Linked DNA regions of Mus musculus: region 1 is linked to region 2. The links are chromatin loops, found by intact Hi-C in ENCODE. Cell type or tissue: gastrocnemius. All regions are shown on one strand.

What was found. A loop is a pair of places that touch in the nucleus more often than their neighbours do. Peaks named below come from ENCODE experiments on the same cell type or tissue, not always from the same donor. Only the 100,000 strongest peaks of a DNase experiment are listed, where the experiment ranks them.
Region 1: it touches region 2 in a loop (2.4-fold over the local background); 5 of 42 quality-filtered maps call a loop at or near these places.

Annotation. Positions count from the first base shown.
Region 1 is chr17:44,608,489-44,616,488 of GRCm38, reverse strand. It overlaps Runx2 (runt related transcription factor 2), which reads left to right. Exons shown (of 7, transcript NM_001145920.2): 6 at 6,396-6,461. Among named protein-coding and RNA genes, the nearest start is that of Runx2os3, 51 kb to the right of the region's middle. In gastrocnemius, no CTCF peak of the experiment used is centred here; DNase peaks (open chromatin) are centred at 1,986, 2,309 and 3,632; H3K4me3 peaks cover 1,040 bases; H3K27ac peaks cover 1,566 bases.
Region 2 is chr17:44,733,274-44,741,273 of GRCm38, reverse strand. It overlaps Runx2 (runt related transcription factor 2), which reads left to right and starts at 4,626. Exons shown (of 7, transcript NM_001145920.2): 1 at 4,626-6,041. The coding sequence starts at 5,640. RefSeq lists a cis regulatory region at 3,727-3,735 and a promoter at 578-4,871. In gastrocnemius, a CTCF peak has its summit at 4,834; DNase peaks (open chromatin) are centred at 5,060, 6,080, 6,578, 7,128 and 2 more places; H3K4me3 peaks cover 4,455 bases; H3K27ac peaks cover 2,347 bases.

The DNA.
Region 1 (8,000 bases), 120 kb after region 2:
TCCATTTTCTTGCAAATTTTAAATTTCACTTTTTAGAGCTAAGTAGTATTCCATTATGTAATATATAAAAATGTGTGTGTATGTATATATATTATTCTATATATGTTAAGTAGTATTCCTATATATATTAAATGTGATATCTATATCTATCTACATTTCATATATATCCGATTTTCATTATCCAGTCACTTGTGGAGGGACAACTAAGGTTGATTCCAGCTCTCTCCTCTAGTGAATAAGGCAACAATTAACACGGAGTATAGCAAGATATGGAATTCTCTGGGTATACACCAAGGGGAGAGAAAAGTAGTTGGGTCATATGGTTGTTCTGTTTTTAGGAGTTTTGTTTTGCTTGTTTTTTAAAGAAGCCTCCAAACTGATTTCCACTATGGCTATGTTAATCTGCTCTTTTTAAAATTACGAAGTAAAAATATCTATCTAAAAACAACATTAATGCCAATGTCCATGTTTTCATTTAAATGGCTTGGTAGTATTTATGGACACAAATATCCCAGGTATGCATGATAAGGAAGTAGTACAGATTTATACACCATGGGAGGTGGGCGTTCTGCTCGTGGTCATGAGTTCTTCAGTTGGTGCTTGCTTTCCTTGCTCTGGGAACCCTGTGTGGGGTAGCCACAGTCAAACTTAGCCGAGAGCCCCAAGTTTGTGACCATCCACAGGAAGCATCCACATCCGGAGGAACAGGACAGGCTATGTAGAAACCAACTGTGCATGCATACAAAGGTTCCTTGTCGTCCCACCTTAGCACAGTAGCCCTGCTGAGTCTCATCAGGTGCCCTTCCCACCACCACTTTCTGTCTTATCAGGTGGCAGAGGAGAGGGGAAGGGGATGGAGAGGGGAGATGTTGGGTCTGTGACCGGAGGACACTTTGGAGTCCCTGTTGTCCCTGACCCTCATGGACTCATAGACTCTTGTGTCTTAACTGTCAAAATTATCTATGTTTCATTCTCTTTAGCTCTTCTTTCCTTTCCTCTTCTTCCAGTTTTAGCTATGGAAGGTGGGGTCTTTTTGCAAGCTAGGCAAGTGCTTGTACCGTGGCGCTACATCCCAGCCCCATTAATGATGATCAATGACTCTGAAATGCTGGCTGTTCATACAAGTGCAGATGTTCAGAGAGATTCAAGTTTACTCCCCCATTACCTTACTGACTCCAAAGAAACCCCATGACTTTAATGGCAGTGATGCCGCAGGCTCTTGGGCAGGGACAAGTGTACCAGCTGTGTGGAAGGGCACACGTCTGCTCTGCTTCTCCCCACTTCCCTGTTCATCTCTTCCCCAAGGTCTTGCCAGTGCTCACTGGCTCTTAGGTAGAGTGGGTGTCAGGAAGGAAGGGACAGGATGCTAATAAAACAGGGACATCTGTTTCTTAGTGGCAGATGTTGCTGGATGGGTGCTCTGAAGTCTGAGGTCAGGTGACTTGCTGAGGGCTGAGAACATCTTTGTGCCCATTAAAAAGAGCATTTAGCACGGACTTAGGTGTGCAGTGTACTCAACCTACACTTTAGATTTCATGTCAACATTGCTTAATGCATCTTTTTCTACAGTATTTGACTTTTGTTGTTAAGACATCTTCCTATGTAGCCAACCTAAGCTGGCCTCAAATTCACTATGTTGTCTCCTCTGGACCTAATCGCATAGTGATCTGTATGCCTCAGCCTCTGGAGTCCTGAGACAACAGACCTGAGCCACCTGCACTTTTGTTTTGTTTTGTTTTTTTGTTTTGTTTTGTTTTTTAAAAAAGGGAAGTCTTTATTAATTCCATTTATATGTAAATCGCATGACTATGGGGTGAGTTTGTATGCATTATATTATATCTGCACAGGTGCCCTTAAGGCCAGGGTGTATCTGATCCCCTTGGACTGGAGTTACAGCGAATGCTTTAACTGCTGAGCCATCTCCCCAGCTCCCCCGGCGCTCCTGATGCCTGTGCTGTGTCTGTGTTGTGGCCCCCGGGCCCTGTCACTGAGATGCCTTGCTGATGATGCTTACGTTCATTCATTTACTTGCTTTGTTTTTTTTTTTTTTTCCTCCAACCGCCCACATATTTTTCGCATTCGAAGCCCTTACAGTTGCATCGGGTTCTGGGAGGGATGTAAGAGGAAAGTAAATCCTCCGTCTTGCAAAGCTGACTCTAGTTGGAGCGAGCAGACCAAGAAACAGCTAATAATAATAAGTCAGCCCAGTCTCCAGCAAGGGCTCAGACCAGTGGCGTAGGAAATGAGCGCTGTTGGAAGGGAACTGAAATAGGAGGCTATTATGTAAGCAGGCAGTTGGAATGAGGCAGCCAAAGCGTTGAAGCGGAAGAAGCCTGCGCACTACCAGAAGACAGCAGCCCCGAGTAGGTCTTGTGTGGTCTGTGTTCCCAGGAAGGATGTCTCACGCTAATAATAATAATAAAAAAAAGTTCATGAGCTTTATTTGAGATTTGCCGTGTAGCCAGACCTAACATAGCGCTGAAGTTAACGCCTCGCTGCCAGATCTGCTGGCTTTTCGTGCTGAGCAGTGATGTCCTCACAGGCAAGCATGGGCTCTGGGTGTGCCAGTGTAGGTTCAGCTAGACTCAAGGCTCTGCATTTCTTCAGCCCCTGCCTCCTCCTGCTGGGTCATTCTACTAAGTATTTGGTGGGGAAGCTAACCGTGCCCAGTTCCCCAGCCGGTGCCCTTTACAGACAAGTACTTCCTCCATTATCCTTACATTCCAGGTTCCTTTTGTTATAAAGACCTCCTTGCCTGTGGTCAGGCAACCATTGTTTAGTAAAGGTATCCTAAATGATAACGGTGTCTTAAAGATAGGGCAGATTAAAGATAGGGCTTGGAAATGCAGATTATTAGCAGTGGGCTGGAGCTCACAAGGTAGTCTAGCATGCCTGAGATTGTAGGTTCCATCCCCTGTAGTCCAAAAAGGGGAGAGGGACCAGAGAGATGGTTCCATGCTAATCCTTTCTGCCTTTATGGGTACCCATACATGTATAGAATATACAGACACACACAGACACACAGTCACACACACACACACACACACACACACACACACACACACAGAGAGAGAGAGAGAGGAATAAATTAAATACCTTTTTATTAAAAAAGAAAGAAAGTCTGATTATTCCCATTAGCAAGCTCTGATGAGAGATCTATGCCTTCAACAGCTGTCTTTAATTGGGAGACAGACATGATTCAGGGTAAGTAGCAGTGAATGAAAGACCTACGGTAAGGATTGGAAGCTTGAAGAGCCAGAGGCTCACTTGTATCCCCCTTGCCTGGGCTCACATACTTCCCCCCTTCTCTGAAGACTCCCAGAAACCCGACTAGGTAGAGAGTCTGTCTGGCCCCTTTCCTCTTACAGACCTTGCAGGGAGAGAGGCAGAGTGTCCTTACTTTTAACATTGGCTTTGTTTTAATTTGGACCTCACGGGCATTTTATTAATGTATTCTTCCCAGTATGTCTCAGAGCTCGAGAGGCGGCTGCTGCTGCTGCTACTACTGCTTCCCGAGCAAGGCTCTTTCAGTTCTTCCTTATGGCAGCTACATTTGTTTGCAAGCTGTCCAGCTGTGGCTGGGACTGGAGACTGCAGCTTTGGAATGAAGCACATCTGTAGGAAGCCAGGAGAACGGAGCTCTTGACCTTGACCCCTTGACCCCGACCCCCATCCTTCTTGTACCCTGAGCAACTGAAACTGGTTGCTAACTGTTTTATCAGATTAGATCGACAGTGTCGCCAAAGTGGAGGTTAAGAGGGTTCCCCCAAACTAGTAATTATCACTGGGGTGACACTGAGATACCAAAAGAGTCTACGTAAGTCCTTTCCATTTAGACAGATCTAGTGAGAAGAATGGGAGGAGGATGTGGTGAGTTCAATCATATTCTGAGGGTAAAGGATAATGCAGACTGCCTGTCCTCTCCTAGAAACCAAAGGGTGGCTGCATACTGGCTCTACCTCCTTCACTGTGTGCATGGCTCTCCTCTGGGCTTCAGCCTCCCTAGTTGTCAAATGTAGATTAGATGACAGTCCATTAGAATCTCCCATCAGTGCCTGACCAGCAGAGGGAGGTCCATGGGAAATCAGGGGACATAGCAGAAAGCGTGATAAGTACACAGTTTTGTGGTAGTCATTTTTAATTTATCCAAAAATTCACCAAAGTGTCACAGTCCTCTCCCTGTCATGGTTTTTCAAATTTACTGTACAGCGTCACTCTTGTCTCCATGTTGAGTCAAACTAGCATCCTCTTGGGGTTTCACTAACTCCCGCCAGCCCCCAGGCACAGCCAGATGCCATTTTGAAACTTTGATTTTGTTTTGAGATAGGGATCTTAGCCCAGAAGCCCCAACTAGCCTGGAGCTCACCATGTCTTAGAGGTTGGTCTTGAAGATGCCATAGTCCTATCTTAATCCCCTTGGTCCTGGGATTACAGGTCATGTCCTCCCATAACAGGTTAATTTTAAAAGCATTAGAACCAGAAGATCTCACGTGGATGGTTGAACCCTCTATTTCCTGGCAGCTTCCATTTTTTCAGCACAGTTTAACGTACCTTGTACGGGGACAAGATCATCCATGGGCAACAGCAAAGAGAATGGCCTTGGCTTGACTTATTCAGTAGCTAGGAGCTTTAGGATGGCTTTGGGTTGCCCTGAGATTACAGGCTTGTCTTTGGAGCTGGGTATGGGTGTGGGTGAGGTTGGGGTGGATTTGCATATACAAATTAGACAGAGGCATATTTGCATATACAAATTAGATGGAGGTACTTTTGCATATACAAAGTAGATAGAGGTGCATTTGCATATACAAAGTAGATGGCATACAAGCACCTCTAGAACTCTCCTGGGGTTTTATCTTATGGGTATTTTTTTTTAACAAGTCGGATTGACATTTTCCATAGACAATTCAGTATCGGTTCTTTTTTTTTTTTTTTTTTTTTAAAGTGTTGTGGCTGTAACAGAAAGGAATAGTGTCATTGTCAATAACATCCAAACAGGAGGAGGTCTGACACACTGCAGCTTTTTTACAGCCCGATTACAGGTTCACATGAAGACCCGTTCAGGGAGAGAAAACGTAGCTGCATTTCGCTCTTCTGAAACAATGATTATAAACAAACAGGTTTCTATTAGGATCCACCCCCCACCTGCCCACCACACATGACAATCTCTCATTATTTCTTTGTGCCTAAATACACTGCAGTCTACTTCAGAAATAATGCTCGTTAGCCTAAAATGACTGAGCAAATTCCAGAAAATGCGGATGTCCATCGATTACAAAAGTCTCTTATAATCCCTTTCAGATCTACTTTAGTTCAGTCATTTAAGAAGTTGATCCTCAACACATCACAGTCTCAAATGACTGGAAGTGACACGTATCCCCTTGTTTCCATTGAGATAAACGAACCCAACCAGAGCTCTTTCACTGAAAAATGACCATCAGTTTGTGTTAGGTAACGTTTCTCAACCCCAAAGCTATAACGATCTTGGCATATTCCGCTGAGTAATCAAAACATCAGCAAAATGTAGCAGCTAAAACAGAGGTGTGTGGTAAGAAGTACAAAGCCATATCAGAGTTTACTAGCAGGGTCCTCTCATAAAGACTTTTAATGAGATTTCTGCATCAAAATAAGTGAAACCATATGGAATGTTAATTATTCTTAAAACATAGTTTTAAGGGAAAATAAATACACGTTAGAAGCCTTAAAAAAAAAAAAAGCAACGTGTCTATCTGTGTGTGAAGTCTGTGCTTCCTGGAAGGGTGAATGTTGATGTTCCAAGTGTGACTTCTTTCCGTTTTAAATTACCCCGGCTATTCTGGCTTTCTTCACACGCCCTGGGTATTGAACTTAATGCACATGGAAGGGGCCTGCCTATATCTATTAGGTCACCTAGATGCTGTGGGGCAAGAGGGCTGCTGAGGACCACCTGTGGCCTCTGCTTGGGGTCTTGTTTGAGGCAGCCTATAAACACAGGGAAGGGAGGTGGGTACTCTCATCTGCTCCTATGTCTGAGTCTGCCACTGTCTCATTATTATTTCCACCTTCTAAAACTTGAGCTTGTCAGAATTTCATTTAGGGGGATGGGACGGGTGAGGGAGAGGCCAGTCAAGGAAGGAAAGGGGGTTTATAAGAAGCAGACTACAGAGTGCCTGGCTGCATGCGTTTTAGTCTGTCATCTTGAAAGTGTTTGCTTCTGGTGTTGGAGGCGGCTCATTTGCTGTCCACCTTCTGCAAATGGGCCTGGGGATCCTGGGAAGGCACTAGTGAGGGATGGGACCCCCCCACCCCCACCACCCCCAAGGCCCTTGTTTCTCCTCCTGCCTTGGAATTAATGATGTAGACCAGATGCCAGTCCTAGAGCTGGAAGGGAACTTAGAGTTCGTCCCCTCATTTTCCAGATGATGACACTGCCACCTCTGACTTCTGCCTCTGGCCTTCCTCTCTCAGTAAGAAGAGCCAGGCAGGTGAGACTTTTCACAATTGCTGGGCTGGGCTGGGCTGGGCTGGGCTGGGCTGGGCGGGGCAGGGCTGGGCTGGGCTGGGCAGGGCTGGGCAGGGCTGGGCTGGGCTGGGCAGGGCAGGGCTGGGCAGGGCTGGGCTGGGCTGGGCTGGGCTGGACTGTCTTATGGCTACTGTCTTCTGGTTTGTGAGACAGAAGGTTTTATTAACTCTTACATTGCTTTTAAGCAGTCACTGTGTATGACAAATGCATTTCACACACTGAAATCCCAGCGTACGGTGAAGATCACAAGCAATGTGCATTTTAACAAACACTACCACCCTCTGACAGACCCTTTGAAGACACATAGCGAGCTGTGTTGAGTACAAATCAGGCCGAGGGACAATTATGGTCTTCAAGATTTGCCCAGCATTTTCTCTTACAGCTAAAACCTGTAGCAAAGGCAGACGGAAGACTCCAAGCCAATCAGCGAGGGGGACTTTAGAAGACACCACAAACTTAGCACGGAAATAGTGATGTACCAAAAGGGCTTGTTGTAATTCTGCCGACTCTAGAAAATTATAGCGAACCCCAAGATCACAGCTTATGAGTTTTATCCATTTCAGAAAACTAGTTTCTACGGGCAAAGTCTCTAGCCACTCTTTCGGGAGTTAGACAGCAGAAGTAGCTCCCAAGGAGCCGCTGATAGCTTGTGGAAGTGCTAGTGGAGCAGCCATCTCTGCCTCTAATCTTTGAAGGCTCCAGAGCTCACACTGCAGGGACAGGGACCCAGCAGGGAGCATCTCCCAGCTCAGTCTCCCCTAGGCATCAGCCCTTAAACAAAGTTGCTATGGGTATCTGGCCTAAATCAGGTCCTATGTCACTCATCAAGGCTCTGACTGTCAAGGTCCTCCACCCTCCACCACATCCCCCCAACCCGTCCTCCACCTTCCCTCGCCATACCTTCTTATCTAGTTTATGACTCAAGGGAGAATTTCTGAGGGCTAGACTCTCCCCGACACCCCCAGAAAAGCGAGATAGTGTTAGATTACTGAAATCTGCTTTAATTTCACTGTGACTAAGATGAGGATTATAATAAGATTTTAAATTCTCTTAAAGGTTAAAAGAAATAGAAAGACTATGTAAAGGGAATCTGCTTGATGCAATTTTTCCTAACAAAGAAGCCCCACCAAGAGGGGAACACTAATAAATCCTATTACTTTGGATTTAATTTTTACACTGAGTTAGGAAAAACCAGTTGGTTTGATTTAGTAAAAGTTTCACTTCAGATACCTAGACTGTAATAAGAAACAAAAAGGGAGGTGGTGGTGGTGGTGGTGGGGAACCAATGAAGATCCAGCCTTAAAGTCTGGCAAGTGATCCTGTGCCTAGAGTTGAGGTGGCTTCCACAGGGTGCCTGTAAAAGCCCTTTGTGACTCTCCCGGTGTGGAGACCTCAAGGATAAATAGTATAGAGACTGTAAGGTAAACAAGTAAAGACCCTGAGTTGAGCAGTGCATTTGAAATCTGTGTGTGACTTGCTGTGCCTTGGGAGAAAGCTAAGT
Region 2 (8,000 bases):
GCCATCCCACCAGCCCCATTTGTGTTTCTTTTGGAGCTATGGATGGAAAGTGAGTAATGAACCTAGTAAATCCTATCTGTGCTGCCAAGGTGGCTTAGTGGTTAGAATGTGCCTAGAAGGATGGCTCAACAGTTAACAGCACTGGCTGCTCTTCCAGAAGACTTTGGTCTAATCCCAAGTATCCACATGGCAGCTTACCACCATCTGCAACTTCAGTTGCCAGGAAGACCCTCTTCTAGCTTCTGAAGGTACCAGGCACTCAAGCATTGCAAGACACACATGCAGACAAAATGCCCAATCTACATAGAATGAGTAAGTAAAAATGGTTAAAAGGTCTTGCCATGCAGGAGAGGATGTGAGTTCAGATTCCAAAGACTGGGGATCCCCGGTTCAAATTGGCTAGTGGGTTTGAGAGCAATCCAGGGTGATTCCCCAACATCAACTGAGGGCCTCTCCATGCATATCCACACACGTGTAGCCACGTGGTTTATGCATGAATGTACAAACACGCATACACATTAGCATGAACATCATAGCATATAGGCCAGCCAAAAAGAGACTTTAGGCCAGATTTAGTCTATGGGCTCTGCTATAACTGTTGGTTGGGTGACAGCACTGACCTCTAGGCTAGCTTCATACAATCAAAGCCCAAAGAAAACTCTCCAAAGACCTTTCTGCTTTCAACACCCATCCCATCCCCACTCCCCTCCATACACACATTCACACATGAGCAGAAAGCTCACAGTGGTCCTAATTTTCCAGTAGCCATCCTATTTTATCAGCTGGTTCACTGAAAGGTATTTAAGATTTTACAGGACTTTTCAACATGAAAAAAAAAAAAGGAAAATCACAAGTATATAAAATAATGTGGAAGGAGTTAGGACGGGAAAGCAAGGAGAGAGAGACAGAGACAGAGACAGAGACAGAGAGAGACAGAGAGACAGAGAGACAGAGAGACAGAGAGAGAGAGAGAGAGAGAGAGAGAGAGAAGAGACTGTTTTAACATCACACCTTCTTTGGAGAGTGAAAGTTGCCAGGTGTTATCACAAAACAGTTATATTAACATTAAGAAGGGGCTATGCTTGTATCTTTCACAGTAGTCAAATCTTCAGAAAAAATGTATTTATTTTAGTGCTGTAACCTACAACTGAAAAGAAGAATATTTGTACAGAGGAATCTAGTGGGTGTTTTTTTTTTTTTTTAGAAGTGTGTGTATGTGTTGCAGGGTGTATATATAGGATGTGTGTAAGGTGTGTATGTGTGTATAGGGGGTGTGTAGGTTATGTGTATATATAGGGTGTGTATTCGTAGGGAATGTATTTAGGGTGTGTATTCATAGGGTATGTATATAGGGGGTTTGTGTATGTGTAGGGTGAGTATAGGGTATGTTTGGGGTGTATGTGTATAGGATGTGTGTGTGTGTGTGTGTGTGTGTGTGTGTGTGTGTGTAGATGCATGCCTGTAGTGGCCAAAGGTCACCCTCTAGCGTGATCCCTCACATGTAATCCACCCTGTCCTCTAAGGCAGGCTCTTACTGGCCTGGGCCCCTTGAGTCAGCTAGGCTGTCTAGGCAGCAGGTCCCAGGGATTAGCCTAGCTTGCCTTCCCAGCACTAGGGTTCAAACACCATCTTATTTTGATATCTGGGTGAGTGGGGCTTAGGCACTGGCTTCAGGACCTCCTGTGCCTGCAGTAAGCACTTTACTGAGTGAGCTGTACTCTCAGTCAGCCCTTGGTTAGAACATTTTCACGTAGGAAAAAAAAAATCTAAGAGACTTAGCATTTCATGGCAGCAGTAAGGACGCATACACAAAAGCCCCCACGTTTTTTTCCTATGCTTTTACTGCTAGGGGAAGTTTGAGGGAAGGGGCTGTGGAAATGTTTCCTACTTGAAGTTTAATGTTCAGAGCAAAGACCACGCCAGTTCCAGCTGAGAGCAAGAGCGCTCTTGAAAGCAGACTGAAATCCAGATACCTGAGCCGTTGGTAGGGCATTCAGTGGAAAATTTCATTTCCACATTATAAATAACTGTAGGATATTTTAAGGGATCCAAGACTGGGAACTTCCAAGAGCTGCTTACATTAGTTCTACTGAAATGTTTAATGGAGGGAGGATGCCCAGCAAGGCTATAAAGCTGAATTACCGGATATGATTAATTAAAATAAATAATCTCACCATTGATTAAATTGCCCTTAAAATCCCCAACCATTGAGGCCTGCATGTCTCATTATGCATCAAGTAAAAAAGGGGGAGCATGGAGTGGTGGTAACTAAACAGCAATGGCGGGAAAGCAAAGGTCCCCAAGATAGGATTTCTTATATTCAAACGACTGTAGAGTTTCTTGTTGGAAAAAGCCCCACTCTGGGAGCCCCTATTTGAAACATGGGCCGTTTCTCAGTTCTGTCAGTTTGTGGAAGTCCCTTGTTCTGTGGGTTTCCTGGGAGGAGAACAAAATACCCTCTCCCACTATCGACACTATCGATTTCTGGGGACTCTCTGCTCTTCTGCAGTTCCCAACACTTAAAATGAGGGGCAATGAAAGCAAGCCATCTCTGTGGGCTGTGCCACTAAAGAAAGCTGTCCCACTAAGGGCAGGAGGGGTAGGTATGTAATTGAGTCATGACGTCAGGTTATGAATTTGCGAGGATACAAGTTAGTTTGGGTGCAGTTTCTCTCTTAGATGGGTTAGGAAGCCTGGCTTCCTTTTCTAGGCTGGCGTCTATGGCTGGGGCGATTAGTGCAAGGGAGCGCACACACGCGGTGAGGCAGTATTCAGGCTTAGAGCTCTCCCCTGTGATCAAAAAGATATTTAAAGTAGCACCCTTAGGAGACAGCTCAGTAACTCGCTCCACCTGTAATGTATATCGGGAGTGAGCGCTAGGGACACAGAGGCCACCAGCTACGAGGAAGTCGGGTGGGAGATGTGGGCGCCACAGGTAGTGGCATAGAGGAGCGGGCAGTGGAAGAAGAGGGAGACTGAGTGGCTCAGGGAGGTGACTCAAGTCTGAGGGAGGACTGGTGGAAGAATCCGGAAAGAGAGCAAGAGACAAGGAAAGACCGACATGGGACGTGGGCGGCGGCGGCGGCGGCGGGGGGGGGGGGGGTTTGCATAGTTGTAAGTGGTGCAAGCAGAAAGGGGAGGCAGAAGCAGTGACTCAAAGGGGGAGGGCACAGGAGTGCTCCCCAGTATCATCCCTAGCCTGTGAGAGAGCAAGCAGTCACACTCAACTCTGTCCACTCCTCAACCCCCAGAGCGCCTCTCAGGCACAGGAGCACGGGTCCCCAGACCATCTGAGCACAGCGATCCACTTTTTGTATTTTCTAGTCTCGAGTTGCAAAGAGGCGCAAACAACCTCTTTTGCGCGCTCCGGGTACCTTTTCTGGGCCCTGCTGGGCGCGCGGGGAGGGAAGGTCAGAGAGTGGCAACTGCGCTAGGGAGGGTCATGACAGGTCCCTTGCTGAATTTGGAAGGCATTTGCACCCCAGCAGTAAAAGCCCCAAATTAATGGCTACGTGAAGAGCTTTAAATAAGACGGATGGTGAGAAATGTTACCCAGCTAGCCCTCTTCTTTAGTCCTCCTAGGGGACGACTCCCAATTTTTCATTGATTTCACCAAATCACAGTTGCGTCAACTACCTTGTTACGAATCGCCGGGGATTTTGGTAAAATGATTCTATTTGGAAGCGTTGGAAGTTTTAAAATAATAGGTTAGGCAAGACATATAACAGAACATCACGCTGAGAGGTGAGCCAGCCCGATATTGCTTCTGCCTGGTTCTTGGGGTGTATCAGCCTCCGGCGGATTTCCCGGCTTCTGTGGGCGCCGCCGCACGTTGTTTGATTTGTTTTGAAGGCTCAGAATTTGAGGCTGGTCGGAGACACCCACGTGCTTCTGATTCCCATCAGTATAATGATCGCCTCAGTTTGAGTCGTGTCTATATAAACCACAAAAACCTAATCATTAGAAATCCCAGCCTCCAAAAACCACATTTTAGGTAAAAAAACAAACAAAAAAAAAAAAAACAAACAAAAAAAAAACAAAACTGCTGCCGCTCCCCGCACTCCTTCATCTCTCAACCACAATCTTTTGGGGATTCCAAAATCGCCTCCCCCCATAACGCCGGGAAACAAAAACATAAATAAATAATTACTGAACTTTTTTTTAAACTTTTTATTTTTAACCCCCCAAAGTGGGGAGTGGCTAGAAAGACAGTTAGACACTAGACTTAGTCTGAGACGAAGACTACACTTAATAAAAGATTGGGAAATGAATGGATAACCGCTGTGTATTCCCCCTTTCCCAGCAAGCATTTTATCAACTTACAACTTATTTTAATTACCAAGCTGTCATTTTTTAGTTCTTTTTATTAAAAAAGCAACCCATCCTTATTCTCCAATAATGACAAGAAGGAATATATAAGAAAAGTGTCCAGACATCCGTTAGAGTTTCTAAAACTATTTTGACAAACACTCCTGTCACCCATTTTGGTGTCACCTAAGGGGGGGCACTCCCGAAGCCTGTAAAAACCTGCCCCCCGCCCCAACCAATGTGGGGTGGGGTTGGGGGCAGGGTGAAGAGTGCTCAGAAGTCAACGTGGAGACTTGAGAATTTCCCTTCCTCCTCTCCTGAAGTTAACAACGAAAAATTAACGCCAGTCGGAGCAGCCTGAGGCTCTCCCGCTTCTCAGCTTTAGCGTCGTCAGACCGAGAAGTGGTTCCCGGTCCTGAGGGTGAAGTGGGGAGCCGAGGACGCAGGCGGCGATGTCCTAGGCGGGGACCTCCTCCCTACAGCTTCGGGCGCCGAGCGAGCGCAGCGGCGCTTCTAGCGGCCGGCGGGCGGCGGCAGCGGCTGCGATCCGCAGGCTCCAGATCTGTCGCCCCGAGATCCGCTCTCCCCCCGCCCCCACTTACCTCCCGGCACCTTGAAACGCGAGGGGGGCCCGGGGCACTTTGCAAAGAGCAGGAGAGACGAGGCTGCGAGCTAGACGGCGGCGAAGGAGAGGGCGAGAGGAGAAGCCGGGGAAAGGAAGGACTCGGCGGCCGGAGGACTCGGAGCGCGCTGCCGGCGCGGGGAGCGCGCAGCGGCCTCGGAGGAGGAGGCGGAGGAGGCGGCGCGGGCAAGCGACGGCGCCGCGAGCTGGGCAGCCGCGCTCTGCTTGGCGGTGGCGGACAGCGAGGAGCCACACGCACCGCCGAGATGGACTGCTGAACCTGCGGGGCTCCACTACCGTACTGGAACCCGGAGCGGGGCGCCAGCGCACCCAGGACACGGTGCCCCAAGGGGCCCCTACTGCAAGCTGTTAACTTCAAGTCCCTTGCGGCGGCTGGGCCAAACACGCCCCCGCGTCCCGCTCGTTGCAGCCACCGCCAGGGACTCCCAAGCCTCCCGGTGGAGATCCGCGCCTCTCGGGTGTCCCCACCCGCTACCCCGACTCTGTCCGGTCTCCAGTCGCCGGCCCCCAGCAGACTCCGCCCGGCACACGGCTTCCTCGAACTTGATTTCTCACCTCCTCTGTCCCGTCACCTCCATCCTCTTTCCGCCCCCGTCTCGCCTCCACCCCCTCGATTTCCTCCTCCTCGCCCCCCATTTCCACCCTCCTCCCCCTCCCCCGGCCACTTCGCTAACTTGTGGCTGTTGTGATGCGTATTCCTGTAGATCCGAGCACCAGCCGGCGCTTCAGCCCCCCCTCCAGCAGCCTGCAGCCCGGCAAGATGAGCGACGTGAGCCCGGTGGTGGCTGCGCAGCAGCAGCAACAGCAGCAGCAGCAGCAGCAACAGCAGCAGCAACAACAGCAACAGCAACAACAGCAGCAGCAGCAGCAGCAGCAGGAGGCGGCCGCAGCAGCAGCGGCGGCAGCGGCGGCGGCAGCAGCGGCGGCGGCCGCAGTGCCCCGATTGAGGCCGCCGCACGACAACCGCACCATGGTGGAGATCATCGCGGACCACCCGGCCGAACTGGTCCGCACCGACAGTCCCAACTTCCTGTGCTCCGTGCTGCCCTCGCACTGGCGGTGCAACAAGACCCTGCCCGTGGCCTTCAAGGTAAGAGACTGGTCACCCCCAGATCCTGGCCCGGCCCCATGGAACCTTCCCGCCGTGGTCTCGGTGCCCATGGGTGTCCTCCAAGACTCCAGCCTTGGTGGCTCCACTCAGGGGACCGAGGTGGCTCTGATCTACATACCCCGCAGCGGCCACCGCGAGCAGATCCCCCTTCTCACCTGTGCGCCCACTACCATGTAAGCCTAGGTTCCCTTGCTTCTTCATCCTTCAGTCTTCCAGGCGCGGTTCTTGCCTCTTTCCCTGCTGTGAGACTCCTGGGCCCCCAGACGCCCCGAGGCGCCCACTGTGAGCTGCAAGCTTCCTCCCGCCCCCTTCTCCCGGGGTCTCCTCACTCCACACGGGCATCCCGGCCTCTCCTCTCCGGGATTCTGTGCGCTCCTTCCCGCTTTCCCCTTTGCAGACGCAGGCCTCTACCCCGAACTAGGTGTCCCTTTCCCGGATTGGTTGCCGTTTGGCACTCCCGGCTGCTCCCCGGCTTGGCCCGGTTGCCTGCAGGGTGCCAGCACCGGAGGGCGCTTGCGCCTGGGGCGAGATGAGGTGCCAATCGAGGAGCGTAGGTTGAGAGTGCTCAGTAAACTTGGGGATGGACGCGGGAGAGCGGGGACAGACGGGACATTCGCGCCCTCCTCGGCCGGCACTGGTTCCCGTTACTTGGAGGAAGGCGGGGCCGCCGGGGTTTCGGCTTCTATCAGGGCCAGGCAGGAGCAGGGAGTTGCGGGGGGTTCGGGGCTCTGCGCCCCCGAGTGCGGGAGTGATGAGCGTCGGGGAAGGGGAGCAAGGCTTAGGCTGCTTCCCCCCCCCCCCTCATTTTGCCTGGGAGGAAAAGGGAATCCTGTGGAGCAACTTCGGTTGGTCAGAATAAACAGAGGTGAAAACTTTATTTGCCTTGAAAGAGCCAGAACTCCCAGATGTCCCTTCTGCTTGGGGAAATCGATGGGTGATGGGTGGCTCCTGCCGGAGGCCTGGGCTCCAAGGTGCGTCCCCGTGGCCTCCTCTTCCAAGTCCCGTTAGCTTGCCAGCACCGATAGCGGTAGGAGTCACGCACAGCTGACAGCAGGTTGAAAGTGTGCGGGTCCCCAGGCCCTGGCCATATCTATGATGCAGTCTGGGGTTTGGTGGTGGTGCGGAGCACCCCTCCCACCCCCCATCCCCGGAAGAGACTTGGCTGGATGGGTGGCTGTCCATTCTCCTGGTCCAGACGCTAGGGATCAGTTGGGGGAGCCAGCGAGAGAGATGCATCCAGTTTTAGTGGGCGAGTCTGGGACCCGGCTCTCTGTTGAACAGGTTAAGAATGGTCTTGAAAAAAAGGGAGAGAGAGGAAAGAAAGAAAGAAAGAAAAAAAAAGGCGGAATTGTGCCAGTTCCTTCATCTCGGACTCTGGTGCCAAACTCCCACGGGCCCCTGCATTTCCCAGTTGTTGATCACCCGGTACCCCACGCAGCAATTCAGATTCCATGTGTGGGTGGAGCAGCAAGAGGGGCCCAGGTCAATTAGAGCAGTTATCTCTTTAGGTCTCCTATCTGAACAGAAATCTGAATGGATTGTTTTGGAAGGGGGGTGCGTGGCCCTGTAGTGGCCAGTTTCCTTTTGTAGTTGGATCAAGCAGTGGTCCTAAACAAACACACGTGTTTTTCCTTTTTGAGAGCATCCATTTTGGCGATTGTTTTCTTCCTTGTGGTGTGAAAAGGTCAGATATAGGGGAAATTGTAGAAAATGATATTTCCATTGAGAGCTATCTTTTACAATGTTTATCAGCCAAGGGCCCAGAATTTTCTAAGTACCCTCAGCGAGGGTAGACATTATTCTAACAATAAAAAACAAAACTTTTTCCAAACCTGGATGAAAACAGGGGAAAATACAAATAAGTAGATATTTTGTATAATGCAAGGGCATACATTAAGGTGTAAAAAAATAACTTTATTAATTCAATGTCTAGTGTTC